Regions from separate parts of the Mus musculus genome. Here region 2 is linked to region 1. Evidence: chromatin loops called from intact Hi-C (ENCODE). Cell type or tissue: left cerebral cortex. All regions are shown on one strand. Each heading gives the region's core, and the rest is flanking DNA. Links, peaks and the distances in the headings are about the cores only.

Region 1 (15,453 bases), core at 3,994-11,993:
AGCACTAAAATTGGAATTTCACATCACTTCAAATGTGGCAAACGTTATTTTCTTTTATCTCATCTCCAACCATTTAAACACCTGAAACTGACCTTAGCTAACAGCCTTTTTAGAAACAGGCAGTGGGCAGAACCCAGCCTGGAGTGAGACACTGAAGTTTCGAGATAAGATGGCTTTTGTAGACTCTTAACAGTTGCTAAGGGTGGCTTGAGCCAGACACCTTCCATAGCACTCATCATCTAGCTGGCCAGACACTTTCCAAGGCAATAGGAATATTAGCAAGAAGCCTTTTTATGCTTTGATGTGAATGAAACCTCAGGATTTCATTGTCTTTTTAACAAAACCAGCTTGGAACTGGACCTCTCCTCCCTTTCCCTTCTTTTTACTCATTCAAAATCTTGCATTAACAGCCAACACTTTCTCGAATTTGCAGTTACATTCAACACACCCAAGCCTCAGGACAATGCTCTTTATAGTTTTAGTTTTTTTCTGGAAAGTCAGCTTACTCTGGGCATATAAACATCCCTGCCCTTCTTGTACTAGGATGCTTTATGGGGGAGCCTGTCTTCAGTTCTTTCCTGTTGCTGTGACAAAAGCAACGCAAGAGTAAAGTCTCAGTTCAAGGTTCCATTATGAAAGGGAAGGGAAGGCAGCAAAAGCCTGACGCAGATGACCACACTGGCATCCACAATCAGAAAGCAGAGAGCAGTGAAAGCTGGCTCTCAGTTCCCGGTCCCTGCCTACAGCTAAGCTTCATGTCCCCACAGCAGTTAACCTAATCCAGATAGTTCCCCACAGCTACCCAGAGGCTTATGTCCTAGGTGATTCAGAGTCCAGTCAGCTGACAACACAATCACAGTGCTCCATGCACATCTAGGAAGCCTGGAGGGCCTCAGGAATGATCATCATGCCTGTGTGAGTGACAATGGCAGGACAACAGACTTTCATGAAAGGTCTATAAAATTGTGACTGCAGCCTCAGTTGTGAGAGCAACCTATTGAATTAGTACCTGATTCAGACAGGGGCACACCTTCAGAAATAAAATTTACACTGCCACCTAGTGATCACAGCCAGTTAACAGCAGACTTGCAAACAGTGCTTTGCATCAGGATGAAATCTCAGGGTATTTCTAAACACCAAAACGAAAGACGTTTAAAAGCATAAAATTGCTTGTTAAATTTGGGGACAGTGTTAGGGACTGCTTATATCACCTGGGACGTGAGTTTCTTTGTTGAGGAATGTATGCAAACTATTGCCATTTTGCATAGAGGACTGTTTTTTAAGTAGAGTACTGAAGTGCAGACACTTGTTTCAGAGACAGAGCCCCAGCCTGAGAAAGAGGCTCCTGGTGATGTCATGGCCAAATTCTGATGATTTAGTGAGTTCCACAGTGAAGCATACTGTGGCCAGGGCAGGTCCAAATGTCTGCACCACGGTGCGCCTGTGTGCTGATGATGACACTCCAGGCCAGAAGCCATTTTGAACGTTCTGGCCAAAAGCTTTCTTCACTTTCCAGATGGCACAGTGCCTCTTCAGCTGTGGGGTCAGTATGAGTGGAGGCTCCTCTCAGCACAGCTACTCTTTCACAGCAGGACAGACACTATTCCCAGGGGCCAGCTGGTACAGGCCCATGCAAACCAATTCCTTAGCTTCTTTTGGTCACTAGGTAACTCCTTTCCTCCTTTACACCTCAGCTCAAATGTCACCTCTCAAAGGACATTTCATAAGACCAGGGTCTTCCAAATCCCTGAACTCCATTTTTTTTTTATAGTGCCCCTCCTATTTACCTGCCTGCCTGTGTGACAAGGAGCATAATGTCTGTCTTTGGCCTTGCATGGCAGGCACTCAGTAAAAATGGGGAGAGGGAATTCAAGGACTAAAGGAGACAAAATACACATTAGTACTTAGGAGCAGAGTGTGCCTCACACATGGACAAATGAGGGCTGAGCGTGGGGAGAGAACTGACTATGAAGCGGCCCTCAAGGGTCTCTATTGGAGGCCTGGTGCCCAGCTGACTACTACTGAGTCATGAGTCAGTCCACGAGCAGCTTCGAGGAGCTATACTGGCAAGTGGCACCTGTCTGGAGGAGCATGTCAGTAGATATGCCTTTGAAGGGGTTAGCTATCCCATTTCTCTCAGTTCTTGGCTGCTGAGAGGTGTGCAACTTTGGCCCAAATCATGACTTTCCACCTTACCAGGCCTATAGTAATAAACCAAACTGACCCTGATCTGAAACCTTGAATCAAGAAACAAAACAAATTATCTCTATGGTTAAGTTGCTTTCTTGGGTATTTGTCCCAGGGATGAAAATCAGATTAACATAATATTTGTGGTACTTTTCAAATGCAAAGTAGACACAAATAAGACAAAAGAGACCAAAAAAAAAAAAAAACCATGCAAAGTTCTTTGGTGCAAGTTAAGGATAAAGAAGCAAATTTTGGAATAGTCAGAGGAAGTGAAAATACAGTTAGTCCTATGCGTTTGCAGTGCATTCTAACGGGCAGTTCCACAGACTGTACCGGAACTTAGAGCAAGACGACTGTGTCCTCACTGACAGTACACTGGCTCTGTCCTCCTATATGCTACAGCAGGAAGTATTTTTTGAGCACTGACCCCATGCTGGATGTCATCCGCCATCTAAGGTGATTCTAGTAAGCACACACAAGCATGCAAACAGTATGCCATAACCTCTATGATGGAGGATCCAGTGCCCTGGGGACAACCCCACTGTGAAGAACTGGAGGGTGTAAGACATTTTAGGAGCTAATTTAAAGCTAGATGAGATGCTATTTCATACTAATAATGGTTGTAATGAAAGACTGTCCATACCAGATATTGGTGTGGCTGTAGACCACTGGCAACTCTGTTATGGCAGGCTGTGTGAACCACCTTGCAAAACTGCTTCATAGGTGATTTTGAATATTCCAATCCATAGTCAGAACTTTTGCCCACTGAGCTGTTAGGCCCTGGGCTTGGGAGTTTGTTTTAAGGTTAAACACACATCTGCCATGTGAAGTACTTAGACATCTCTCTCCTAGCTATTTATGGACATTTATGTTTATAAGGACTTCAGAAGTGCTCAGTCACAGCAGCTCCTGGAAACATCTATTTCTTATGCAAATAGATAACAAAATTATGATAATTCAGCATAATAGAATATAAAAAAAGAAATGAGAATAAATGAGTGTTTTGTTTACTGGAAAGGTGTGCTCTGTGTTACTCCATTTACACATGGTTTGAGAGAAGCCACTGGATTTGATGATGAGCAAGTCAGAGTAAGCCTGAGAGAAGAGAGAGGCAATGGAGCCTGAGAGAAGAGAGAGGCAATAGAGCTCTTCTTGGAGGATTGTAGCACAGTGAATGGTGAGGACGACGGGCATGCGCCAGTGGTCAGCAAGCTACAGCCGGAGCCAGCCCTCAGGTCCAGTTTCGGGTGATCTGGAAGCTAAGGATGTTTTCTGTGTTTCAAAGGTAATAAGCAAAACACACAAATAATACATGTGACAGAAAGCACACATGGCCCACAAAGTCTGAGGTGTTAGCCCTCATTCCAGAGTAAGCGGACTCTGATGTTTGGCAGTGACATCAAACTGTGGCTTAGGGAGGAAGCAGGTAAGTATGTAAGTGGAAAGGAAGGAGACAGTGAAATCATTAAAACCACTGGGAGTCTTGTGTGTAGCTGCATTTCAGAAGCATTGGGGACAGGATGGGGATGGGGGAAGAGGGGGGTGGTACAGGGCACAAGTGGGACTGTCAAGTTCTCTGCAGCTGATGGATAGGAAGGACAATGAGGACAGGCAGGACGGACATGATCTTGCCAGGGATTTTAGGCTTCAGAGGAGTCTACTAGGAGGATGCCTCAAGGGGCCTGCCCTAACCACACTACATAAAAATGGGTAATATCCCCAGCACACCCACCCCATGGCTTGCTCTGCCTTGGTTTATCACCAGAAAGTCTTTGCCAACCCTCTAGCTTGCAGGCTTTATTGAGAAAGAGACAGATTTCTACCTTACTCCCTGATGTGCTCTAAGCATCTAGAATCTCAGAAGACCCTGGGCAGGTGCTCACAGATCCTCATATGTGTGGACAATCAACAAGTCAGGATGAGGCAGCCTTTTCAGGGTTGGTGCCAGCTGCCCTGTGGTTATAGAAGGCTATGTTGTGTACTGAAGGGTGCTTGGTATGCCTTTGTCCCACATCCGCCAGGCGCTAGTAGAATTCTTCCTATTGTTGCAACAAAATCTCTTAAGATGTTGCCAAAACCCCAGGTAGTTAGTCAAGGGCCTCAGGGACATGAGGGGAAAACTTGTGTATTATCTGAGAAATGATGAGTGCAATACATAGCTGAAACATTTAGAAACATAAATGAAGGTTGGCTAAGTGGATAAGAGCACTGACTGCTCTTCCAAAGGTCCTGAGTTCAAATCCCAGCAACCACATGGTGGCTCACAACCACCCATAATGCAATCTGACACCCTCTTCTGGTGTTTCTTAAGACAGCAACAGTGTACTTATTTATAATAATAAATCTTTGGGCCGAAGTGAGCTAGGCCAGCTGGAGTGAGCTGAGGTCCTAAATTCAATTCCCAATAACCATATGAAGGCTTACAACAATATGTACAGTTACAGTGTACTCATATATATAAAATAAATAAATCTGAAAAAGAAGAAATATAAATGAGAGGTTGATATGGTCTCTAACCTCACAAAATTTACAATGTGACAAAAACCTATTAATTGATTATTACATATTGTGATTCAGGTTATAAAGATTCATGATGGAGAAATAAACACTAATAGGATATGGGAAGACACAGTTTAAAGCCTCAGCATGTCTGGACTCTTCTCTGCCCCCATATACTATATGGTATAAAAAGTTGAGGAGCGAAGCTAAAAGGGGGATGTGTGGAAATAGAAGCATATCATCTGGCCATGCCCAGCAGCAAGGATGAGCCTGGAGTCTTCCAGGAAGGCTGGCAAGGCTGGAGCACCACGGTAAAAGGGATCTAGGAGGCTTGATTTGAAAGGAGAAGGTGAGCCAGTACCAGTGCAGCGCAGTGGATCTTCACAGTGGATCTACTCAGATGGTGATGTAAGCAAATGGTACTGACTAGAAACTTCACCACCAGGAGGAATGCAACCATAAGTGTGTGAGGGGCTGAGTAAAGCACTCATGAGATGGGCCATAAGAAACAAAGGCCAAGCCAAGGACATTTGTTTCTGTCTCTAAGTGTCAAAAGGAGAAGAGAACTGGAAGAAAGAAAGAGAGAGAGAGAGAGAGAGAGAGAGAGAGAGAGAGAGAGGAAGGAAGGAAGGAAGGAAGGAAGGAAGGAAGGAAGGAAGGAAGGGAAAGAAAGGGGAGAAAGGGGAGAAAGGGAAGAAAGAAAGAAAGAAAGAAAGAAAGAAAGAAAGAAAGAAAGAAAGAAAGAAAGAAAGAAAGAGCGAGCATGACCCAGGGACAGACACAAGAACAAGGGCTGGAAATAGGTTCTCAAGAACGCTCCAAAGCAGAAAACCCAGAGACTAGACTAGACACAGACTAGAAGAGTTGGCTAGTGCCATGTGACTAGTGTGTTGGTACAAACCCGCCCGCCATGGTGTTCTGCTTCACTCTGCAGATATCCTCCCAGTGCCTAGTTGAAGTGCTAGTGAGTGTTTATCAATGTGACAGAAGTTGGAGTCACTTGGAAAGAGAACTTTAACTGAGAAGATGCCACCATCAGACTGTCTGTAGGAAAGTCTGTAGGGCATTTTCTTCATTAATGACTGATGTGGTGTCTCCTCTGGTAGGTAGCCCAGGGTGTGTAAGAGAGCAGGATGGACAGAAACAAGCCAGTAAGCTGTGTTTCTCTGTAGCCTATGCATCATTTCCTACCTCCAGGATCCTGCTTAGGGTTGTCCTGACTTCCCTTGATCACAGACCTTGATATGGACGTGTAAGATGAAATAAAGCCTTTCCTTCACAAGTTGTTTTTGGTCATGGTGTTATCACAGCCACAGAAAGCAAACAAGGACACTGACCTTTCCCATTATAAGTCTGAGTTAGTAAAAAAAAATGAGGACAAAAAAAGGAGCGGACTGTCCAACAGAAAGCAATGCCGCCACCAATGCCATGGGCATAAGAGCCTGCTTACCTGTAGGCATTAATATACTCCTTCCTGTGCTCCAGGAGAAAATCTCTCAGCTTCCCAATGTGAGAAATCTACAATTGAAAAGACACCAAACATTTCATATAGACAGACGGACACTGAGCGAGGACACTATTTTCCACACAACAGAGCATAGCTTCAAGGAGTTTCTGAAGCTGTAAACTCAAAACTTTGCTTCTGAAAACCCAGAAATTTTGCTGTGTGTGTGTGTTAGTGATTCAGTCCTTTGGGACGAGTGTCCTGAGAGGAAGAGATTGACTAGCCAGCAGTGGCCTGCCTGTGGTCTGTGATTACTGCTCACTTAGACCTCGACTCTTGCCTTTGTGCTCCTACTGACAGATTTGCTGAGCTTTCACTTCTCTGTATGGTTTTCTGTAAAGGCCAACTCAGGAGGATTTTCACTTTGCTCTGCACACCTCCCATGTGGCATGCTGGTAAATGCTGACTTAGCTTTTATACACACTTCTCTTTTCAGATTCATCACGAGCTGCCCTGGAGGCCTGCACAGTGGTCCTCACATTCCTCTGCCCAGGAAGCACTAAAGACTCTCACTGACAACATGTCCATCTGTCTGGAGATGTGTGGAAAGGTTAGTTCAGCTTCCCACACAGTCCTGACTAGTACGACAAATGCAAGTCAGAAAGGTGCTCTAGGGCACTTGAAAAGCACAAAGATCAACTCAAGTATGGTTAGACTGCTCACTTGTTTAACAAGCACTGATGGAGTTTGTCCAACCCTGAGTGGTTTGTCCAACCACTCTCAAACACATTTTCTTTCTTGTTCCAAGGGCCCTGCCATTTGCACTGATCACCACTGTTCCCATAGCCAGTTGGGAACACGACCTTTGTAGAAGAAAACTAACACATCTCTGGTCACATACTGAGTATACAGATCTCAAGCTCAAGCTCAGCCCTGAGTCCGTACTGGGCACGGTTTCTCGTTACCACAGCTGCTTCCTCATGGTCTGCCTCTTTCCTGTGCAAGCTGCGTTGTCAAATCTCACTATTAAGTCTGATGGGGAAAAGTATGAGCTGCACAGGCATGGTCTATCACACCTCATGCAAGATTTGGTAAAGCGATTCTTCTGATTGGCCTATGACATGCACTGTGGACCAGGATGGCCTCACCCACAGGAACATGCTTGTCTTTCCTCCAAAAATGAAGGATTAAAGGTGTGGCCACCACTCCTACCTCTTCAATTTAGTCCTTCACACTGACTTGTTTTTGGTTTTTTGTTTGTTTGTTTGTTTTTTGGTGTTGTTGTTTTTTCCTATTCAAGAAGTATAGTGAGTATGAAAATTCTCAGTGAGTTAGCTGCACACCTTTCCCCTGTCCACTAGATGGCAGCATGAACCTTAAAGCAGAAGCAATACCAGTTCATCCAAGACTGCCATTTCCCCCCACGGGCTTTTAAACTTTTCTGGTTCTTTCTTTTAGTTGGAATCAAAGGATTCCTTCAAGTTAATTTTTATGCACTGGCTGAAATTTAAAGGACATTGTTTTACACCTACATGTGTACTCTGGATGAATTTGGAAAGTTTTTACAATATGGTATTGGGCACAAAAGGTGTTTAGAGGAACGTGGCTGCCATCTGACAGTGTGGCGGCAGCTCCAGCTTTGTTTATGTGTCATCTACTCAACAGCTTGGCTATCTGCTCCTCTGTGTGTACTTTGCAAATTATCCAAAGCAAGATAAACTAAAAGTAAAGCCCTGTGCCAAATTGTGAGACTCGTCAGAATGGCTGCTCTATTGATGCTGGGCAGTTCAAAGCAGTAGACAGTGTCTTTTTCTGATCACAGCAGTGGTCTGACTTGTAGCCTTCTCCCCTGCTCAAGATGGTAGGAACTGTGTTCTGCAGGCACACACAATACTACCAACAAAGACTTGATAAAGTTCAGAACACTAAGTACCGATCTGCATAATTTGCCTCTGAAAGAAGCAAGCATTGTTCAAGATTAAAGAGACTCCAGTAGGATCCCCTGGCATACTGTAAAAAGTTCTCTTAACACAAAAGCATTATTTATTTTTCATTCAGTCAGTGAACACAGCTTGCCCTGTCAGTTAGGGTACAGCATGACCAGAAGGGCTGGTGCTGTGGTATGAGAGCTTGCCAGCTTCTGATAAACCAGAGTGAGTTTTCACAAGGATTGGTTCCCAGGCTTAACCTGGGAACTACTAACTTCAGTCTTAACAGAAAAGGAAATGACCACAAATGCCTGAGAAATCACAGACTAGCACGCATCTGGAGTGCATGGACCCCACTGAAGTCACAAAAATTAAGAAGGTTGAGAACCACTGCACTAGAGGCTTCTGGGTGGTTCCTTTACAATCCTCACAGCACCTCTCCTTCCCCCAGGCCGTCTCCTGAGCTTTCGCAGCATGGCTACCATTGAGGACTGCCCTCTGCTTGCACTAAGCTGTATAACCTGCTTCCAGAGTTCAGCCCTTGGCTGGACACTTTCCATTTTGGGTAGACTCATTCCAATCACAACTTTATTCACAAGCCTATAAAATATCCACCCAGGCCCACTCTCTCTACGTTCCAGTTGTCTTCTGGACACTTCACTGGTGCATCAAAGGAAGTATGTCCTGGAAGGACACTAGAGCAACCACTCTACTCTACTCTAGCTCACTCACAGTTGTCCCATCACCCTAAAGACTTGATATTCTCTCTCACTTCCTCTCTCTCAAGTCCCAAGCCAGAAAATCACAGGCCTCCATTATGCCCACCAGTTAAACCATACCTGTGAGTTCTGCCTACTCACCTTGCTAAGTATCTGCTATAGAAGCTGGCCCCTTCCTGCACCTCAGTGCCTGGCTCTTAGCAGGCTCCTGATCATACCCTTGTCTTTCCCATCACTGACCACTCAGTTACTGGGTCCACAGAGGCTCTACCTGTGGCACCATGATTCTCCTCTCTCTGTGTCTTCGAAAATCGTCCTGAGGCCAGCTGACTGAATCTGATCCTCATCGGCTGTGTATGTAAAGTGCTGCCAGTCTGGGTCTGTTCTGGACTCCAACTGAGAACCAGCTTGTTCTACTACAGAATGGCTCCCAGAATTCAATGCATCTTCTACGAAACACACAGGAACCATGTACACCAGACATTACTTTTTCTAGTCTCACCCTTGTAATGTAACTTCCCATAGTCTTGAATGGCAGACAGTAGGGCTGGCTGAACACTGAACAAAGATGAGTAGTGTGTTCTGTGGGAGGGCACAGTGACCTAGAGCTCAGGGAACTAGCAGCTGACTTAACAACTTGAAAGGTATGGCTTCCTTCCTATTAGTAAGCTCCTAGCCCCCAAACAAAACAAATAGCCCCCAGAAAACAAACATGCTGTGTTCTTAGTGTGAATGCAAACCAAAAGGACTCACTGATTGATGTACAGCAGAGGCTGAGCAGCCCGGACAGCATCAACAGCACCAGTCTGAAGCAGCACACACTCACACTCTTTCAGGGCCCAACTTCTTCCTGTTGCTAACTGAACAGAGCCCTTTCCAAGCACACTGCACCGCATCTCTCTGGTGATGGGTAGTGTACTCTGGGTCTCCAAAGCTCAGACACTGCTACTCTGCTACACCTTCCTATTTGCTTAGCAGAAGCTGCAAAGTACCAAAGAATAAAGAAGAAACTGACTGCCTCCTGCCTGGATTCTCAGACCTAGAAAGCTCTGGGAGACACATAATTGTGAAGAACAGCACATAGGGAGTCCACTTCCTCTTGGGAAGTTATTCCACTTCAAACAGTAAAACACTATTTTCCCTCTGAATCAAGTTCAACGAGCTGAAGCACAGCTAAGCGGTAGATATCTAGCATATGTTAGGTTCCCCCATTCAATGCTCAGGGCTGGAAAAGAAAAATATTAGGTATTGTGTTCCCTTTCTCTAGGCTACACATTCTCAGAATTCTCATGAATTATTTACCTGAAATAACACATGTGGATCTGGCCACATTTGTTACCTTAAATATATACATCAGGAGCCTCACAAGTCACTATACCATCCAGAATAGACTGGAAACCTTGTGTTGACAGGACCTTCTGCCTCTCATCTCTGGGCTTAGTGCTTCTACTGATGCCACTTTGGAACACCCACACCTGAGTCACTGAGTCAGGCTGGCTTTATATCAGCTAAGATGACTTTCTCAAGAGTGCTACTGATAAACCCTGTCTTCATTATGGTCATGCTTTTTTTCTGGCCTCTTGTCATTTGTAGTTCTCTGACCACTTTGCCATTGAAAACAACTATAATTAAAAAGTATCAATGTTGTAACATATTTTAACAAAAAGAAATAAGCAAAGAACTTAGGGGCTCAGCAAGGCCTCACACACCTGTGATCCTGGCACTCCAGAGATCCAGGCAGCAATTTAGTTCCGTGGTAAAGCACCTGCCTCACAAGTACAAGACCATGGCTTCAGTGCCCAGGACTGGAAAAGGGAAAAGGCAACTGTTCTAGCATGCATGCACAAAACACATGTGCATGCCCCAGATTACACTGGCTTGGCCTGCCATTCATGAAGAGCTGGCCTCTACTCTCCTTCAGCAAGACACTGGGCTTTCGCAGGGCAGCAACAGAAGCCTGAGCTGTAGGTCGGGCCCAGCCAACACTGAGCCAACTTCTTGGCACTGCTTTTGGAGTCTCCTTGTCACACTAATAAACTAGGATCTCCTGCACCCCCCAAAAAAATGATTCAGCCACATTTAGCATGAATGACTCCATTTTGGTTTGGTCTGTCATTTGGGCTAAATGCAGGAGTTCAGTGAAAATTATGGTGGCCTCTTGTAATTCTACTGAACAGAGTATAAGATGACCAGAACACACAACTACAATGACATGAACCTCGGAGCAGCTTAGCCTTTCTAACTAAAGGCAGAGACTGGCTCCTTCGGGTATGGACCAGAGGCCCTGGTTAGTAGCCTTGGGAGTCATGTTAAGGGCAGCCATGCACAGTGTTGCAGCTGGTGAGATGAAATACTCATCCTGATGAGGCCCTGAGAAACCAAACCAATGAGAGGGGTGGGGATTCACCCACCCCCTGGTTCATAGTTCAAGGTCTTCCACAGCAAGTAGCAACAGGCTTTTGCCAGGCAAGTTTCTATGGGCTACACCTACCAACCAGTCGGTCCTGCCCAGTACAATCTCCTGAGAATCTTTCCTCGGCCCTCAAGGCCTCTCTCTTCCTACCATATCCCCTTCAGACTCCCTCCACACTTTTCCCGAGGCCCATTGCTCACAGTGACCTCCATGCACAGTCATCATATGCCCTGCTCTTGTGAAAGAGGCCCTGCACTGCTGATCACATTTACACTAATGAGGAGACCTGTCAAAGTCACACAGCTAATGAATGAGAAAGCCAGGATCCAAAATCCATGGTCAACCCCAGAGTGAACATCCTGTTGTTTTGAATTCTTTGCCATGCACTTCCAAAACTTGGACTCTGTGAAATAAACTTGAGCCCAATAGACAAAGCAGAAAGACGCTGTTATGCTGCCTTCTACTACTGCCCTGCACCAAGGCGTTCATAAAATGAGCCATTGGTTTTACTTACTGGCTTCTTCAAAAACATTTGCTAAAGGATTTTTTTCCCCATCCATAGCAGAAAATACTTAGCAGAGTAGCATCTGATATCCATTACAGCGCATCCTACATGGTGTCCACTCCCTTCTATGGACAAGGATTACAAAGCTCAGAACAGTGTCTTGTTCACTTTGGATTCTGAAGGCCTGGCATACTTTCCATCCCAACAAATGTCTACAATCATTCAACAAACCAAAGAGAGAGCTATTTTATCAAGAACTTGCCATTTTAAAAAAAAGCATTAAAGAGTTAATTGGCAGTTACAATGTATAAATGGGTTTTTCATGGATACTGTAAACATATTTGTATATACCAGAGGCACATGACCTCAGAGCCAACTTGTGATCAGTAGCTCATCTTCATCCTCATCCTCATCCTTGGGACGAATGGAATCTGCGGCAACAGAATGGGTTTATCTGGTCCATGAAGTCCCTGAAGACTAAAGACTGCTACACAACACACACACACACACACACACACACACACAGACACCCCCCCCCCAACATTGATCACAACAGTAGGGGAGGAACTATGTGTAAAGACAGCAATAATAAACATAAATTAAAATCCAAGTGGGAAAACCACAGATAAGAGTCAAATACTCTCCATCTCATCCTCTTAGAATCCTGGCCACATTACTTGCTAGGAACAACATAAAAACTCATTTCTTTGTGATCCAAGAACAAGCATTAGACCAATTTTCTAGCCTTTCATCACCCACAGTAGCAACTACAAGTTGCATTCACTAGGTGGCGCTCTCTACCGCATGGGTCCCCTGCAAGCAGCACAGTACATCAAAGTGACAGCAGCCTGGTCCTAAGATGATTTGTCTCTTGAGGATACACATTTGGTTTAAGTTTCCACTGCAAAGTTAAAGTTCTCAAGATAGGTCATGCAGATCAATTGCTCCTGTAATCCGAAACTCAAAAGAGCAAATAATATCTAAACAAGGGGAGGGGGTGGCCTGAGCTTATGAGGGTCTCTAAAAGGCAGGAGACAGTCTGCCTGGCTACCTCTAATCTCACCATCAAAACTGTTACCTTGTTCAGTTTCTGCTTCACATCAGCAAGGGACCAGCAAAAGCAACTGTGAGCGGTACAGAGGGAGCCAGGCATGCACTGTCTCTGCTGCCTGATAGATGTCAATCATTCACACTCAACAGAAAACCTGCTCTGATAACAGAAGAGCTCTGCTCTGCACTAGCCTACTTCTTTAGCAAAATGCAAGCAAAGGACCGAGCAAGCACTCTTTCTCTTTGGAGAGAGGGTTTGGTAACAAGATCCACAGCCTGGCTCCACGGTCCTCATTCAGCTGAGTGAATGGGAATGAAAGGCCGAGTATGCTGGCCTCTGCCAACAGCACCGAAGCCGGCATTCCAAGGAAATCCAGGGCCTCGCCTAATCATTCTCTGTCCTCAAAAAATAGAGATTCCTTTCCCTCATTATGGTCTCTCTCTCACACACACTGCAGAAAGTTCTGTTTCAAGGGATAAGTTACAAAATGTTCTAATACATGTTCTTTAAAAAAGTGGAAATGTTAAAAAACAAACAAACAAACAAACCCAGGTTTCTAGAACTTAAGTAACTGCAGCAAACTGACAACTGCTAAATGTTACAAAGTGAAGACTTGCGTGATAAAAATGAGTTTACTTAAACATTCAAACAGGATAGACTACTTGGCTCCTGACATAGCATTCTAGGGTGGAATAGAACAGTTAGGAAAATAAAGATAGACACTAGACCTTAACTAAGAGACTCAAATCCCATACTTTCAAAAATGATTTCACTGGGACACAAAGTATTTTCAAGTCTCTACTTAGAGTTCATATTTAAAACTCATGTGCGAGAGGTCTCACAGTCAACTGAGTAAAGACAAGTGTGGACTTTCTTGAGCAATTTTTTTTTCAGATGACTAAAATGTTTAAAAATACAAATATAAACATTTCTGTTCTTATCATAACAAAGAATTTTACTTTAAAATCATGTCTCAATTTGTCAGCAATGATACTTATCAAAATGTAGCACAGTGCCCCAACAATAAGCACACCCACTTTAAGGACCACGGAGGCCTGTTTTGGAGAAAGAAGAGTCAAACGGTTTTTAGGAGCCTTCAGCCGGCTCAGTCAGATGCTAGCCCCATCACTATTCCAAGCCCCGGGTAACAGCTGGCGAGCTGCAGCCTCCGCTCTTTTGGAATTAGCCTCGGGGGCTGCAGCAGCTTCCCTAGCCCGAGAGAACAGAGGGGCTGAAGCATGGACTGCCTTCCAGGTCAAACTCACAACAAATCTGGAATTTGAAACAGATTTGAAGTTTTAAATTTTATTTTTATCTATATCTATATATCTGTATTTTAGTATATTTCAATAACTAAGCAAAACAAAGTTACTTTCTTCTCTCATTGCAGAATTGTGAATCTCCACATAGGTTTATTTCAAGGAAAAAAATGTTAAATTTTATTGGAAATTGTTTTGCCTTTAAATTGGAACACACACACATATGGATATACAAGCGACTTCTGCACTTACTAAGAAAGGGCATTGTGGAGATCCTGTAACAATCACTAAGGCTCTTAATGATTGTGTCACAGAAACCTCATGTAGAAAATTCCAATTCAGCTTTTATTCTGAATCATGGCCAAGCCTTTGTTCCAAACCCACATAAGTCACTGTTTCTCTCTTATTTAGAGTAAGTTTTTAAGCAAACATTATTAAAAGCTACATCTGACTTTAATAGACTTTCCCAATTTGCTGCTGAGTGTTTACTATCAAACTCTAATCATGACTTTCCTAAATTTATTTATACTTTCACACAAACTTCCAAAGTTTTCCCAACTTAAATAAAAACCCACAAAAATTATGGGAAATGCTTTGCTTGAAAGATAAAAGCTGATTCCTGTACATTTGCAAAGATCAATGTTTACATTGGTTCAAATACGCAGCTCACAGCATTTCAATACCCACAGCCAACTGCACTTTCTTGTCTCTTTAAAAAAAAAAAAAAAAAAGAGGGTACGGCGTTTCTCTCCCCCATTTTGCTGTGAAAATATAAATGGGAACTAATGCAGAGCACTCCCGGCCCACGAGTGTCCTGCATAGAATATCCGGTCTTTAGCATAAGCACTGTACAAGTCATATGTTGCTGTCTTCATGAACTGGGAGTGTTTTATTATATATGGCCCAGCTAACATTTTGGTAAACAAAAACAGCAAAAGAAAACCCACAATATCACATGGGAAGGAGGGAAGGATTAGCCTTATTTATTAAAAAGTGGAAAATGCTTTTGCAGTCTTTCTACCAAACATTTCATAGTGTGCTTATTAAAATATAACACACTCTAAGCTGAAACATTTACCAGCTCCCACTATGCACTGAGAGAGAAAGGACGCCTTGGAAGAGTAAGGCGGCAACAGCGTTGGTGCCCTGTAGCATGGGCTCTTTGTGAACAATACTTAGAATAGGCTAATTCGGAGTCAGACACAAGCCCAGGGCTCCTACATAATTCTACACACAGATGACTTCTCTCACAGAAGACTGAGGCATCCACACAGTACAACAAATTAAAAGTAACAAAACTAAAAAGAATTATTCCCTAACTGAACGGACATATTTTAAAGTCTGTACAATTAACAAAATATTTTTAATATTTTTTAAAAAGCCTTCTAACAAGAGACTCTGATTTTGAAGTGTGTCACACCCTAGCTCCCTAGCCATGAATTCTAGTT
Region 2 (15,453 bases), core at 3,170-11,169, 51 kb after region 1:
TACCTGAAGCTGTGTAGAGATTTCTGGGCAGAAAAGTAGCTCAGTGGTTAAGAAACTTGCTGTACAATTGTGAAACAACCTTTGGATCACAGCACCTCTGTAACAAGCACGGTATCTAATGCATGTCTAGAACCCTGGCTCCCAGAAACTGGAAAGAACCCAGATGCCCCTCAACAGAGGAATGGATACAGAAAATGTGGTACATCTACACAATGGAGTACTACTCAGCTATTAAAAAGAATGAATTTATGAAATTCCTAGCCAAATGGATGGACCTGGAGAGCATCATCCTGAGTGAGGTAACACAATCACAAAGGAACTCACACAATATGTACTCACTGATAAGTGGATACTAGCCCAAAACCTAGGATACCCACGATATAAGATACAATTTCCTAAACACATGAAACTCAAGAAAAATGAAGACTGAAGTGTGGACACTATGCCCCTCCTTAGAAGTGGGAACAAAACACCCATGGAAGGAGTTACAGAAACAAAGTTTGGAGCTGAGATGAAAGGATGGACCATGTAGAGACTGCCATATCCAGGGATCCACCCCATAATCAGCATCCAAACGCTGACACCATTGCATATACTAGCAAGATTTTATCGAAAGGACCCAGATGTAGCTGTCTCTTGTGAGACTATGCCGGGGCCTAGCAAACACAGAAGTGGATGCTCACAGTCAGCTAATGGATGGATCACAGGGCTCCCAATGGAGGAGCTAGAGAAAGTACCCAAGGAGCTAAAGGGATCTGCAACCCTATAGGTGGAACAACATTATGAACTAACCAGTACCCCTGAGCTCTTGACTCTAGCTGCATATGTATCAAAAGATGGCCTAGTCGGCCATCACTGGAAAGAGAGGCCCATTGGACACGCAGACTTTGTGTGCCCCGGTACAGGGGAACGCCAGGGCCAAAGGGGGGGAGTGGGTGGGTAGGGGAGTGGGGGTGGGTGGGTAAGGGGGACTTTTGGTATAGCATTGGAAATGTAAATGAGCTAAATACCTAATAAAAAATGGAAAAAAAAAAAACCCTGGCTCCAAGGAAGGCAGAGGGAAGAGGGTCCTGGGCCTTTCTGCCTTTCAGACTAGCTGAGAAAATGTAAGCTCCAAGTTGAGAGAGACACTCTGCCTCGAGGGACCAGACAATGATAACAGAGACACCTTATACCATCTTCTGGCCTCTGTATGTATGTCCATGTGCATGCACACACACATACACAATTTTAAGAAAAGAGTTACAGGCTTAAAAAGCCCTGTGTATGAGCTAGAGCAGGCACACTCCTCAGGAAGGTCTGACATCAAACACAGCCCCACAGCTCTGCAGGCTTTCACAGGCTACAGTGCTGTTGCTGTGGCATGAAGGCATTCTAAGCCTGTGTGAACGAAATTAACACTATCACTTCACTAACCACAAAGAGCAGGCTGGGTCTGGCCTACAGACCAAAGGCTGTACCCTCATCTATGCAATCCAGAACATCCTCATGTCTAGGGACATTCATTCCATCACTCAGGCCTCTCCCAGTACATGGCCCTTATCATCCCTGTCTTGCTTCTGCTCTGCTGGCCCTTCTGTGCCTCACTGTCTTAGCTCACACAATAGTCTCCCTTCCTAAGTTTGGTATGAAGGTTCTCAACCTTGGTGGCCCAATTAGATTACTACTTTCTCTCTGAGGTTTCCACTAATTTTGGCCCAGGAGACTTAGGCATCCTTTATCTGTGTTTTTGTTGTCCTTTGTGCCCACACAGTGCCTGACACATATCAGATTTCAATCAGGTAATGGAATAAACCAATTACTGAAAAACAAAGCTTCAAAAGCTGTAGTCTTCCTAAGTCCTGGGCAAAATCCACAAGGGTAATCCACAGAAAGAGCTCACAGCTGACATCATGAATGTCTCTGGCACTGAGTTCTACATACAGGAAACATCAGTTATTGTAAACCACAAAGACACAGCAATCTGAAGTTAAAAGGCCAGTTAGTGGGTCCCTGGGCCCTCTTGTTGGTTCCTTGGGGTTCTGAAGGAGAAGGGGGAAAGGCATAAAAGAAACCTAGCTAATGACTATCTCTTTCCTGTGCCTCTTCCCACCCCAGCTTTACTCAAACCACTCCTCACTTTGTTTGCAAAACAGTTTCTGCCCTGTATGTTTTACATCAGTATGATTCAACACACTCCTGCTCTGCTCCTGCTGTCTACAAGCTGCAGTTTTTCCTCTGCTCCTGGAGTCTGGCCCCATCTCCTGCCTCCTCCGTTTCTCTCTGGCTCTTTGCACCTGCTACCAGATGCTGCTTCTGAAGTGTGTTCCCTCACTGAAATCCTGTTCAACTAGGATTACAGCCAATTTCGGGTAAAATCTATTTCCAGCCCCTCCAGATAATAATCCAGGTGGTTCCAACTCACTTACTAGGCTGTACTATCAGAGCTCCTAAAAGGGAAACCAAAGAGGACCTGAGGATTTGATGCTGGGCAGTTACACTTGTCAGTCACCCCCAACTAGCACTGTGTCTGCTTCTCCTTAAGAGAAGGCCTGAACTTCATTAATAAAACTAAAGCTACTATTTATAACAGATGCTGGGCTAAGTATAAATCAACATCTGAAACAGTCAAGAGTCCCTTTAGGACTCAGATTTTTAGAATGAGAAGGAAGCCTGAATAGCCCAAAAGGGAAAGCAAAGAGATACAGCCAATTAGTACTTACTAATTCAAGAGATGGACACTGCGAACCTATGTGCCTGCAATGTTCTAGATGCTATGGGTTCAGTACAGACCACAATCTCTTTTCTAGGGAGCACAAAGTCAAGTAGAGACGCTAACTGAACTATACACAATTCATTAGCAATGACAACAAAACGTTACAAGGAAGAGAAATAGGTTGTTGCTATATTATACAAAACAGTTGTGGAAGGAAGGCCTTACTTAGAAAACATCTGATCCACATGAGGTTAATAGAGATCAGCCCATGTGGATTCTGGGAGAAGTGTTCCACATAAAGGAAACAACAGATGCAAAGATGCAGAGGCAGGAAGGGGCCTGGTATGTGAGAGAACAGCAGTGAAAACTGGATGTCACCAGGAGTGCAAGGGGAACATGTGAGAAGTGAGGACAGAGAAAGGTGGGGCTGTCACCTGGCACAGGGCTACTCTATGAAATTTAGGGGGCAAAGAGATGGTTCTGCAGTTAAAGGCACTTGCTGTTGCTGTTCTTTCAGAGGACCTGAGTTTGGTTCCCAGCACCCACATCAGACAGCTCACAACCACCTTTAACTCCAGAGCTGGGGATCTGACACAAATGTCTGGCCTCTTTAGACAGACAGATAGATATACACACACACACACCCTACACACTTTTAATAAAATAAATATTTTTAAAAGAACTACCAATAAATAAATTCAACTTTCACAAAATCAAGATAATAAAAAACAAACCATCATTGTTTGCCAACTCAGAATCACTATAACCTGACGTGGAATCAGAACATCTGTGATTTATGTTCCCTGACTATCTGGTCGAAGTTCTCAGTCTTGGTAAATGTGGTAACTGGACCTGAGAGGTTGCAGTGACTTCCTGGCAGACCTAGCACTAGTCAAGGTTTCCTGGTTTCCTGTTCCAAGCTACTCAGGAGCCCCTTCTGCTCTAGACATGCAGCTCGGCTGCTAGCCGAGCTCCAGGGACCTGTGTGGTAGCTCTGTTAGTCTCTGAAACCTCTAAAAATTAGTAAGGAAGACTAGCTGCCCCCATATGGCATCTCCAGGCCCAGCCCATTCTCAAAGTCATTCAAGATAACAAGCAGGTAAGATGGAAGCATCTATTCTGATAAGTAATGGATGGATACTCAACGTGCTTGGTGATATCAGGCATGTCAGGAACCATGAGAAATTATTTGTCTATCACCCTTTGCTCCAATTCCTGGACACAGCACTCCCCTCCTAAGGTCACACTGGCCACAGAATGGAGCAGACATGTGACCTAGCCAACCAAAGAACCTTATTCCTAAGACCACAACAAAGGCTTTGAGGTCCAAAAAGGATCAGGCCCATTCCTGGGGTTTTATGGATGGGAGCTACATAGAGACACATCAAGCCATTAATTTTGTGAGCTACTACACATATTTTGTTGTGGGTGGTTCAAAAATAACTATTACTTGTAACCAAAAAATTCAGACCAAAGGCACTTGCACACCATTTCTCATTTCCTCAGTCATGTGATATTTTAAAGTGGCTATCGTTCTTAGAAAATAAAGGTAACAGAGGTTAAGTAACTTCCTGACTTCACAAAGCCAGAAAGAGGTTCAAACCCAAGCCTTTCTGCTCCAAGTCCCAGGCACTATGAACTCAAGAAGAAAACTCTTTAACATCAGGAAGTCCAACAACTTTGTTAGAAATTATTGAGTGGGAGTGAGCAATGGCTCAGTGATTAGAAGTGCTTACTGCTCTTCTGTTACTGGACATCTGAGTTCAGTTCCCAGCACCCATGTCAGTCAGCTTACAGCCACCTGGAACACTAGTGCAGGGAATCTGATGTCCTCTTCTGGCCTCCTGAGGGCACCCCCACATACACGGCACACAGTCACACAGGCATAAATACATAAATAAAAAGGAATCTTTTTAAAAATTTAGGTGGATATTTAAGATAACAATAACAGAGAAATAAAAAACACTTCTGCCTCTGGCTCTAGCCCATGACCTCAGCTGCAAAGACATGGGGCCAGTCACTGCATTTGTCTGAGTTTTAAGTCTTCCCATCTATTAAAATGATTAGTCTGAATAAGATGAATTACAGGACCTTTAAAAGTACATCCTGAAAAGTCTATGGTTCTGTTTAGGTATACAATTGATTTTGAACCAATTGCCCAGTAGACTATCAAGCAGATTTCAACTTAATGTCAAGCCCAATAGTTGGTAATAGCTCTCAGGGGACAGAGCTGAGGAGTTCTGAGCTACAGGATCCACTGGGAAATGAGTGCTGGCTTCTGTGGTCAGAGGCAGCATGTGAGAAGAACAGGTCCCACGTGTTTGCCACTGATGATATTTCACCTTGAACTCAGAAGTGCCACTGTCGTTCCATTACTGGGGCTGCCTGAACCTTCCAAGGATCTTCATCTGTGAGGCCATTAAAAGAAAACTGTCAAAAATGCATTTTCAGCACTCAGGGAACAGTCCAACTGACCATGGGCTCTCTCCTCACAGGGCTGCTAGCTGGATTGTGCATCTTAACTCTTCTGTTCCCAAATCCCCTATCCCTGAGGACTGATAATCTGTGCAGCATTAATAAACCACCCAGGAAGAGCCTCCACACACCAAAACTGTGCCGTCCACACACTGCGACAACAGCTTGGCCAGACTCAGACTAGAGCTATGATGACACCTTATTTTCCCATTCTCTTACTTCAACCTGAGACATGCCTCCTTCAACATGATACATGGTGCTCTTAAGCTCTCAACTTTCTAACTCTCATCTCTAGCTCTCCTTCTCCCCTCCCTCCCACCCTGCTTCTCTCCACGTGGCCATGGCTGGCCTTTCTTTTACCCTCTCTCTTTCTCTCTGCCTTTCTACAATAAAGCTCTAAAACCATAAAAAAATGATAAATTGTATGATAAGACATGTTATATATGATATATAAGATGGATCCATTGGCGTTTTAAAGTCTGTTTTGGATAAAAAGAACCATTTTGTAGGTAAATAAGTTCTGCCTAATAGCATGAGTCTGGCTAATAGCTAAAATGGTTAAGACAACACTGTGGTCTCCTGGATCTTCTTCGCTGTCTACATAATACTGGACTTTCTACAGCAGTGGTTCTCAACCTGTGTATTGTGACCCCTTTGAGGGGAGGTTAAATGACCCTTTCACATGGGTCACAGATAACCCGAATATCAGATATTTACATTATAATTCATAACAGTAGCAAAATTATACTTATGCAGTCTCAATGAAAATAATGATTGATGGGGGGGGGTGTGTCACCACAGCATGAGGAACTGTATTAAAGGGCCACAGCATTAGGAAAATTGAGAACCACTGGTCTAGAAGGCAAGGTTCAAACGCTGCAGAGTGATCTGCAAAGATCTTCTAGATTTCCCGCTGGCTACCATAACACTCATTATTTTTCTGAGTGTCCCACATTCTTATTTTAATCAAGCCCAACTTAAGCTACTATCTCATGCCTTTGTGCATGTTGGTCTCTTTTCAAAAAAGATATTTTCTTAATTCATTGGGAATTGCATATGTGTTCGGATCATATTTATCCAGTCCCCCTCTAACTCCTTTCAAATCCACTCTCACCTCTATACCCCCCTACCTTCATGTCCCCATCTCCCCACCACACACCCATTTTTTAAAAGTCCATCAAGTCTAACTGCACTGTCCATGTCCTCCTGACTGTGTGGCCACCCAGGAGCACGGCCAGCACGTGATGCCCTTCCTAGCCTTCTTGGCAATGAAACCAACTACTGTTCTTTTAGAATGGGTTTCTGACATCATTGTCCCATGAAGCCTTTCTCCCAGGTGGGATTAACCACTGTTTCCCTTGTGCCCTACAGAACACCAGCACGGCTCACGGCAGGGCGTTTGTTTATATTTGCATCTCCTCCACCACTGTAACTATAACTCAACAGTGGAACCCTATTACTCTAAAACAGTGCTGGTCAGAAAGTAAGTACTAGGTAGATGTTTACTGTTGGAGGGAGGGGCATTTATCTGGTTCATACAACCTCCTGTGCTTCAACATTATCTGTAAACAGCCATTCATTGACTTGTGCATATATATATGTGTGTGTGTGTGTGTGTGTAATATTTGAGTATTATCTAGTCTGAGGGCCCATGCCTTCAATCTCAGCACTTGGGAGACAGAAGCAGTCACCTTTCTGTAAGATCAAGGCCAGCCTTGTCTACATGGAAAGACCCTGCCTCAAAAAGAGAAATATCAAGCAATGGATTATGTGCCAAGCAGAGGTGAGTTTACTGGAAAACCAATGAAACTTAAAGTTTAGATCCCCCAGATTTGTACCTTTCAATGCTTTGGGCCATTGTGTGTGTGTGTGTGTGTGTGTCTTTAAAAAGACAGGCAGACTGTATATGACCCCCTGGTACTCCAAAAATAACATTTACCCTAGTGTCATAGACACAAAGGGATATAATGCAAACAATCTTTTTTTTTCCTGTTTAGTGGAATCAATAATTGTTCATTCGTTCAACCATTCATTCATTCAAAGAATACTTACTAAGCAATATTGTCAGTAGCACATACAGAAATACTGTCAACATGTTCCTACCCTTATGGAAAAGATTTCTATGTTGGGGACACAGAAGCCGGTTGTGTCCAGAGAACAGGAAGCAGTTTAGAGGACAGTTACAACACTAGTGTTGCTTAAGTGTTGCCGCTCTGAAGGGAAAAGCTTTTACCCTACACTGGTGATGTCCTAAACCAATCTCAGGAGGTACTGAGTCCTACCTATGCCTGGAGGCAAGGATCAAGGAGCGTTCAGCTGAGCGTGGATTTTATTAAACCCTACGAGCAAGAGGAGGTCCAAACAGATTCGTGGAAGGGCGAGGGGAGATAGTGGTGAGCTTTGCGACAGGAAGTGTCAGACTGTGGGAACTCTTGGCGAACTCACTGCCTCAGAAGGTTATAACCTGATTTCAAGGATATCCAAGCACCTCTAACTTACTTCCTTCAGTGCCCAGATATGCGTCCCTTCGTGAGAATAAACCTGTCGCCACCCTGAGCCAGCTGTTAGGTCGGTGAGACAGACTCTCTGTCTTGCTAGAGACTCCCTGTCTTCACCGAGAGCTAAAGAGATAGGCCCAGTTTGGGGTCCAGGGGCCGCGGAGCGTATGCGCCCCTAGCTCCCGCCCGCCGTTCCCATAGCAACCAGCTTACCACTTCACGGGCCCGGCTGGAGAAGTCTCCCTTGGGCCGAGGGCTTCTGCGGAACAGCTCGTCCCGGCTGCCATCGGCCCCGCCACCCACGGCCACTCCCAGAGCCTTATTCCGCGTCTTCACTGTCTTGACGCTAGCCCGGAAGAGCAGTGTGATGTCCACCGCCATAGCGACCCGCAACCCAGGGCCTGAAGCCGGCCAGGCACACGTCAGCAGCTAGCGACCCCGGCAAGAACTCGGTTGCTGAGGGACGTTCCGATTTCGCACTCCTCCGCCTGGGAACTGTGAGCATAGAAGAAAGGTTCCGCACTCCGCCCGTGTAACGCGGAGAGTGGAGAAAGGTTCCGGCTTTAACCCAGAGCCGGAATTCTCCGTTCCAGACAGCTACCCGCAGTGCATCGGCACCCCTTTCTCCTCTCTGCAAAACTCAGCGGGATCAGACGCTCGGAGATTTCCCAGTCTGGACTTCAGGAACGAAAGCATCGGGAAGCTAGAAAGATCGCTCCCCTTATGATTCTTTAGGAGACGGGCGGGCGGTTTGGTTGACAGGTGGGGAGTATCACACTTTTGACTTTTGTCATCAAGGGATCGCCTTGAGTAACAATGAACTATGACCATCTGAGTTGCAGGAGCTAGGAAAGGGTACGTGTACAGAGGTAGGGGCCAGAGACCTTTTTTCTTCAACCTTCAGCCAGTTCGGTAAAGTGAAGCCAGCGCCTTTCTTGGAATGCACAGAGAATTAAACAGAATGTGTGTATAAAACGTCCTCGTGCTGTTTAACTCTTAGTATACAGCTAGTAGATGTTGCCGTTGTTGATAATATGGTTGTCCTCAGTCGTTTTGTTTTGTTTTGTTTTGTTTTGTTTTGTTTTTCGAGACAGGGTTTCTCTGTGTAGCCTTGACTGTCCTGGAGCTCACTCAGTATACCAGGCTGGCCTCAAACTCAGAAATCCGCCTTCCCCTGCCTCCCAAGTGCTGGGATTAAAGGCACGCGCCACCATGCCCTCAGTCTTCTTACTTATAATGTAGAAGAGGCTTAGAGCAGAGATCCCTGAGCGGGGATGTGGAGAGCAGGAACTTATCAGAGCCAGACGAAAGTGAAGCATTCTGAACTTCATGATATCATGTTAGGTTCCTCCTCAATAAGCACTTTTGAAAAGCGCTCTCTTGAATCATAGTTATCAAAGAGAAAGAATGAAATGGAGAACAGAGTTACGTAATTTGACTAAAGTCAGCTAGTAAAATTTTTCTGAGCACTTGGTTCATGGTTCATTTTATTTTTGTGTGCACCTTTCATTAAAAATACAATTATGCCACTTTCTCTCCTTCCCTTTTCTCCCTCCAGCCTCCTCAAGTCCTCTCCCTCCAATTTCTTCCATGTCTCCCAACTCAATCTCAAGTTGATAGCTTCTTCTTCTTTAATTATTATTGTTGCATATATGTGTAAGTATCCATGGATATGCCAGCACAATCTGCTGAAACTGTTGTTATTGTGTATGTGTCTATGGCTTCAGGGATAATCACGTTGTATTGGACAACCAATTAGAGGGTTCTTCCATGGGATAGGCTAACTTCCCTCTCTCAGCAGCCATAGTTGCCTGTAGTTTCTTGTCCAGGAGTGTGACCCCCATGGTTTAGTTTTAGTTCAATATCAATTTCTCTGGGTTTTGTTTTCCTTATAAAAGGAAGCACACTAAGATGTGTGCTAAAATTAGGCTTTTAACAGTCATCAAGATGAAAAGCTAGTTTCATAATAATCCTAGGATCACATTTGCCTTTACACTTGCATGTTCTAATCAGCTGTATGGTTGAGTTTTCCAAGAGACACTGATCTTACAATAAGCTAATTGCAGAGCAGCTGTCTTCCATTAAGCCAGACTTAAAAGAGAATTGCAAAGATGCAAGTGCCAGTTCTTCTTACCGAGTCTTTTATTGTTTTGAAAACTATTTTCCCTATGAAGATGTTTATGTTAATATTTAATAGATGTACTCTGATTACTTTAGGCAGATAAATATTTCTAAGCTTCTCATTTTATTTCTAATATAGTAACTATCAATAGATAAAATCCAAGCAAGCAACAATTGTTTAAGGACCTACATAATTTTGTAGGAATGTAAAAATTTTCTGATGTTTGAGAACCACAGTATTAAAGGCATATTTAAAAGAAATACATGTCAAGGAAATATTCATGTAACAGAAAAGAAGTAAATGATTTGACATCCAGAGTATAACATTTCATCATTCCTGAAGAACACAGTCCATACAACTGGAGTAGAGAAGGAAGAGAGGGAGAGGGAGAGGGAGAGAGAGGGAGAGGGAGAGAGAGAGAGAGAGAGAGAGAGAGAGAGAGAGAGAGAGAGAGAGAGAGAAGAGGACAAAATCTATACTAGTAATTCTAACTTGCATCTTGCATAAATTGTATTTTGTTTTATGCAGACATTAATGAGTCTTTGGCTATGCAAAGGTAAGCCTGGGGCAGAGTAAATGGAAGGAGAATTAAATTGCCTTGCATAACAAAGTGGAGGAGTTGAATTAGGGAAACAAAGAGCAAGCCAGACCCTTGGTGGGGTCCAGGAAGTTAGGAAGTAGATAAGTGGGAAAGGGTTTTATGTAGGAGGAATTGCTGAGCTCCATAAAATACAGTAGTGGTGGGTGGTGCCTTGTGTGAGCCATGTACTCAGTGCAATTGGGTGAGGGTAGAAAGGTGAGCATGAATCTCTAAGTTTTCTGTATAGATCTGTAAATGCAGAGAAAGCTGCAGTGTAGATGAGACCCAAGTGAACTCCATGGTTGTACAGCCTCAAATAATGGCAAATAAATGAATACATGGAACTTGACAAGTTCCAAAGAAAAGGCCGCCTGCCCTCACCTTATGGCTTATTTCCTTCTCTTTTGAATTTCTCCCACCCTGTAATGACTTAAATGGTATATGTTCAAGAACTAGGTCCATATCTAGATTTTTCTTAGACTTTATATTCAGACCCTATATCTAGTAGCTATTAGAACCCAAAATTTACTTGCAAGCAGAGCTTTAAATATATCCTAGTTCCAGTTACATGTGTGGATGACAACATAGGACCTAAAGTCAGTAGTGGTGTCTATATTAATATGCCAACAAGGGAATAGGAAGATACAGGCAGATGTAGCCACATGCCTGGAAATGATGACAGTCCCTAGAAGCTGAAGAGCAAGGGACTCATTCTTCCCTAAGAGCCTCAGAAGAATGTGTGCGTCTTCAAACAGTTAATCTCCCTCCGAGACTGTGGGAGATAAATATCTCTTGTCTTAAATCACCAAATTTGTTGTTGCCTCTTACTGCAACTCCAGGAAACAAATGCATACCATAATTCCCACCTTTCTCCTGATCCCCCACTTCATTTTCTGGGCTCTCCTGTGCCTGCCTCACTTGGTTTGAGACACTCTTTCACTCCTCTGTCCCTGTTTAGGCTCACATCTCCTGCAGACAACCCATCTCCAGCTGCCTTGGGTCTGTGTCTTTCTTGACTTTAAATTCTCATCTCCCTACAATCCTCCATTCTCAGTGAATTGCAGATGACCATGACTCCCATCCTCAAAGGGAGGATAGAGAAAGAATGAGCCTAATCTGGTGAGAAAGTGTGCCAACAACGACACCTTTCATCCAGTGCTCAGTGAATGGACAGCCAATGGCCAACAGCACAGGGCCTGTGTATTACTGGCAACATGTGTCACAGCTCTCACTCCCAGCTTCTCCTTTAAGGAATTTCTTGAATGGAGGAGGGTATGTTTACAAGTTCTTCAACTGACTGCATTATCTAGGGTGTGGCTTGTCACTCTGGAAAGGTGTTCCACTTCTGAAAAGTTCCATGAGCATTCAGAGAAAGAAGAAATGCTTGCTACATATTCACAAGCACTCCAGAGGTCAGTCAGTGACAAGCTTTCCCCAGAATTGGAGGTGAGCCAATACCAGAGCAGCACTCCACAAGAGTCTCATCACAGGGACAAAAGGGGATCTATGTTCTTGGGCATACTCCATTTGTCACCTCAGGGCTATGTGGATAGGTTTTAAGATAGAGTTACAAACAGTAAATGTGATAGACATTAATTGTGATCTGAATTCTGCCAGTCATATCTCAGGCAATCACCATGGGGATTTGGCTTATCTGAAAAGTTACCCCAATTAAGCTTTGTCCTCTATTATTTTCACGTAAGAAGATAAGGAATATATGTGGTGACACAGGTCAACTAACTGGTTCTTGGCAGGGTGCTCCTGTCTCTGATGTTTTGTGTGGCTTTCCTGGCATCCTCTGGCAATTGTTCCCTGGATGTCTGAAGTTGTTTAGATGTCCCAGAAAAGTTTGCTAGGTATTAAAATCCTTGAGGCTCTTGCTGTCCTGAAAGACAAAAAGCAAGCATGGAATTCTATGTCAGCTGGCTGGCTAAGCCTCGGTGTCTGGGTACCACAGACTCGGCAGCATTGGTCTTGGGGAAAGACTCTTGTAGTCTCCTATACAAGTAAGGTGTCAGGAATACAGACCCAGCAAGGATAGGATGTTGTGGTACACACACATAACCTGATTCAGCCCTGAAGATGTTCATCTTTCAGAAGTCGTCTCAGAAGTTTGTACTTATACAAGTCTTCACTGTGGTTCTGACAAATTGGTTCTTGGAGTCAATAAATGTTCATGCTGAGAGTCACAACTTGAGTGGGGGGTCACTAGCTAGTGTCCAAGGGCTGCTGAACACTCGATGTCTGATGGAGTCCATTTCTAGGTGTCATGCATGTGTGGATCCTGATGAACAAAAAAGCTTCAGAAAAGCCCAAGAGAAGCACTGCTGTAGCTAGTATCCTCTGCCGAGTCTGTGGTACCCAGACACCGAGGCTTAGCCAGCCAGCTGACATAGAATTCCATGCTTGCTTTTTGTCTTTCAGGACAGCAAGAGCCTCAAGGATTTTAATACCTAGCAAACTTTTCTGGGACATCTAAACAACTTCAGACATCCAGGGAACAATTGCCAGAGGATGCCAGGAAAGCCACACAAAACATCAGAGACAAAAAGACTTAGATCTGTATCCCTACTGAGTCATTAGCTGTTTAACTTCAGGCAAAAGATTTCTCTGAGCTCCCCCTGAAAAGCCAGGAACATGCCTACCAGTGTGACTCCTCTGAGCAAGGACCACCCCTAAATGTTCCTCACTCTTTCTGGCAGCTGTCATCTGGTTGCTGGGCCACACATACAGATTATTATTTTCAAACCTGTGGAATCTGGATTACCACTTCTAATCGACTGAACTTGGAGCTTTTTGTCTTGGCCTTAAGAGGGGTGCATTCTATAGACTTCTTCTAGAGGCCCATAAAGTAAGGGCTTAGCCTCCATTTTGGCACTATTGGGAGGTAATGGAATCTTTAAGCAAAAGGTTCTAGTGTATAGGTCATTGGGCATGTGCCTTCAAAAGGAGCCCCAGTCACTTCTTTTTCTCTTTACTCTCTGTTGAGTTGAACAGTTTTGCTATGAATACATTTGCACAAATAAATACATTTGCACAAAGCATCAAAACTATATACTAGTTTATCATAGATTAAAACTTCCAAATGTGAACCCAAATAAGCCTTTTATTTCTTTCCAAAATGATTTTATCAGATGTTTGTTATAGACGCAGAAAGCTAAGATACTTGTTGACCATCAGCCTTAATTCCATATGTATCTTCAATGTTATGCAACACATAGTTGGAAACTGGGGCTCAGGACATTTTTGGAAGTGACCTTACTCTGCTGCAACAGAAATATTTATTCAGCAATGAGCTGGTAGATTATCATCTTACGAACATTTCCCTTCTCATCCCCTGCTAGGAGGTTATGAGGGAGAGTTGGGAAGAGGCAAAGGCACTAGTCTCCCCAGAGCACAGGCTCATCCTTCCGTAGGATGATCAGCCACACTGATAATCTCTATGTCTCAGTCTCATTATGATCCCTTGCACCCATGCCTCAGTGGGTGTCTGGGCTCATGCATGGACAGAAATGCTGAGTCTGTTCGTTGCTGCTGATGTTGGGCTTGCACTCCTTTAGGGGCATCTGGGCTGGGAAGGGGTTAACCCAGACCAAACTAACTTGGGAAGTGTGTGCATGCTGAGCCTTTGAGACATGCCTGTGCTGTTTCCTCTGTACAATGCGAAGTATGGTGTCTTTAAAGTATCATTTGAAAGCATCCCTATCTGCCCCACCCAGCCCCAATGTACATAAACTCTAGAGTCTGCAGAAAGGTAAAAATAAGTAACTCTGTCCTCCAGAAGCTTAATCTAGAAACCTTTAAATACCTAACCTACACAGGAGCATTCTGAAGTTTCTGATCCTTTCTCCCTCATTTCACACGCTAACCCTGCTTTGCTTCCTCCGTGTCAGAGGACATAGCTCCCAACGATGATGTAATCAAGTCACTGAAACTCAAGTCCCCCTCTTCTTACCCCCACAAGCTTGGAAGTTGATGTGACCTCTTTCCGATGCTTGCTTTCTCCACCCCAGGAGCTTCATAAATCACCTCATAAAGACGTATTTACTGGTTCCCCTGACATAATAGCAGAGTAAACTGCTCAAGACACCCTTGAAGAGTCCCCCCAGAAAAACTCGAGAACTGTGCTGCCGGTGTGCAGCAGGGTCTCCTGCTTGAGTTTCTGCGCTCTGCCTTTTGACGGTGTCTTCTGTAATTAAGACAGCCAAATCCTCTTGTTTTTATTGAGTTGGATGGCGAATCACAGAATAAATGCTTTCCCTTGCACTTTAAAAGGATTTAATAGGAAAATATTTTTCCTACATCCTGTTTCAAGGGGAAAATGTGATTTTAGGGACATTTTATAGTTCACAACAGGATACTGAAGGGCATTTGGTTTTGCTTTAGTTTATTATGACTGTGTTTCTCTAGCATGAAGTAGTCTTTGTGATTATTTAGATAAGTCTATAGATAGCCACAGAATTATGGAAACTTGGGACTGGAAAGGGCTTAAATATTAGCTAGACCACTCTTCCCTTCTCAGATGAGAACACAAGTGACTTGTCCAAGGTCACACATTAAGGTAGTGTGATTCTTTGTGGCCTGACTATTGAATAACCTGGAAGGGGTGGCTAGCATAGCCTTTATACAAAGAGACCTTTTTATCTCCGAAACCTTTTTAATTTGGGAACTGGAATACTTGGTAAGTGTGGATTTGTGTGTGTGTGTGTGTGTGTGTGTGTGTGTGTGTGTTGTGTGTGTGTGTGTGTGTGTGTGCTTGTTGTGTGTCTGCCCCTATATCTGGCTAGTGATGCATTCATATGGTTCCATTGTCTAGCTAATACACAGCACCCGACAGAGTCCAGAAAATATAAAACAGAGCTTAAGTTTCTGCATTAGAACAGGTCAAGAACTAACAGAAAAATGCATACAAAGGTAATTACCATTAAATGTGATCATGTAGCATCTCTCGATCCTTTTTTTCTGTTGCTACAATAGAATGTCTGAGACTGAATAATTTATAAAGAATAAAGGTTTGTTCTTATCCCAGTTTCATTTCTGTCACTGTGACAAAATACCCTGACAAAAAGCAACTCTGGGGAGG

Evidence for each region. A loop is a pair of places that touch in the nucleus more often than their neighbours do. Peaks named below come from ENCODE experiments on the same cell type or tissue, not always from the same donor. Only the 100,000 strongest peaks of a DNase experiment are listed, where the experiment ranks them.
Region 2: a loop joins it to region 1, with 2.0 times the contacts of the local background. A loop is called at or near these places in 3 of 42 quality-filtered maps.

What each region holds. Positions count from the first base shown.
Region 1 is chr5:38,083,264-38,098,716 of GRCm38, reverse strand. It overlaps Stx18 (syntaxin 18), which reads right to left. Exons shown (of 11, transcript NM_026959.3): 2 at 6,137-6,204. Among named protein-coding and RNA genes, the nearest start is that of Stx18, 52 kb to the right of the region's middle. RefSeq lists an enhancer at 12,047-13,340. In left cerebral cortex, for the core only: a CTCF peak has its summit at 7,492 (motif pointing right); a DNase peak (open chromatin) is centred at 7,487; H3K27ac peaks cover 387 bases.
Region 2 is chr5:38,031,928-38,047,380 of GRCm38, reverse strand. Stx18 (syntaxin 18) reads right to left here and starts at 8,151. Exons shown (of 11, transcript NM_026959.3): 1 at 7,882-8,151. The coding sequence starts at 8,049. In left cerebral cortex, for the core only: a CTCF peak has its summit at 8,120; DNase peaks (open chromatin) are centred at 8,165 and 8,842; H3K4me3 peaks cover 1,965 bases; H3K27ac peaks cover 1,159 bases.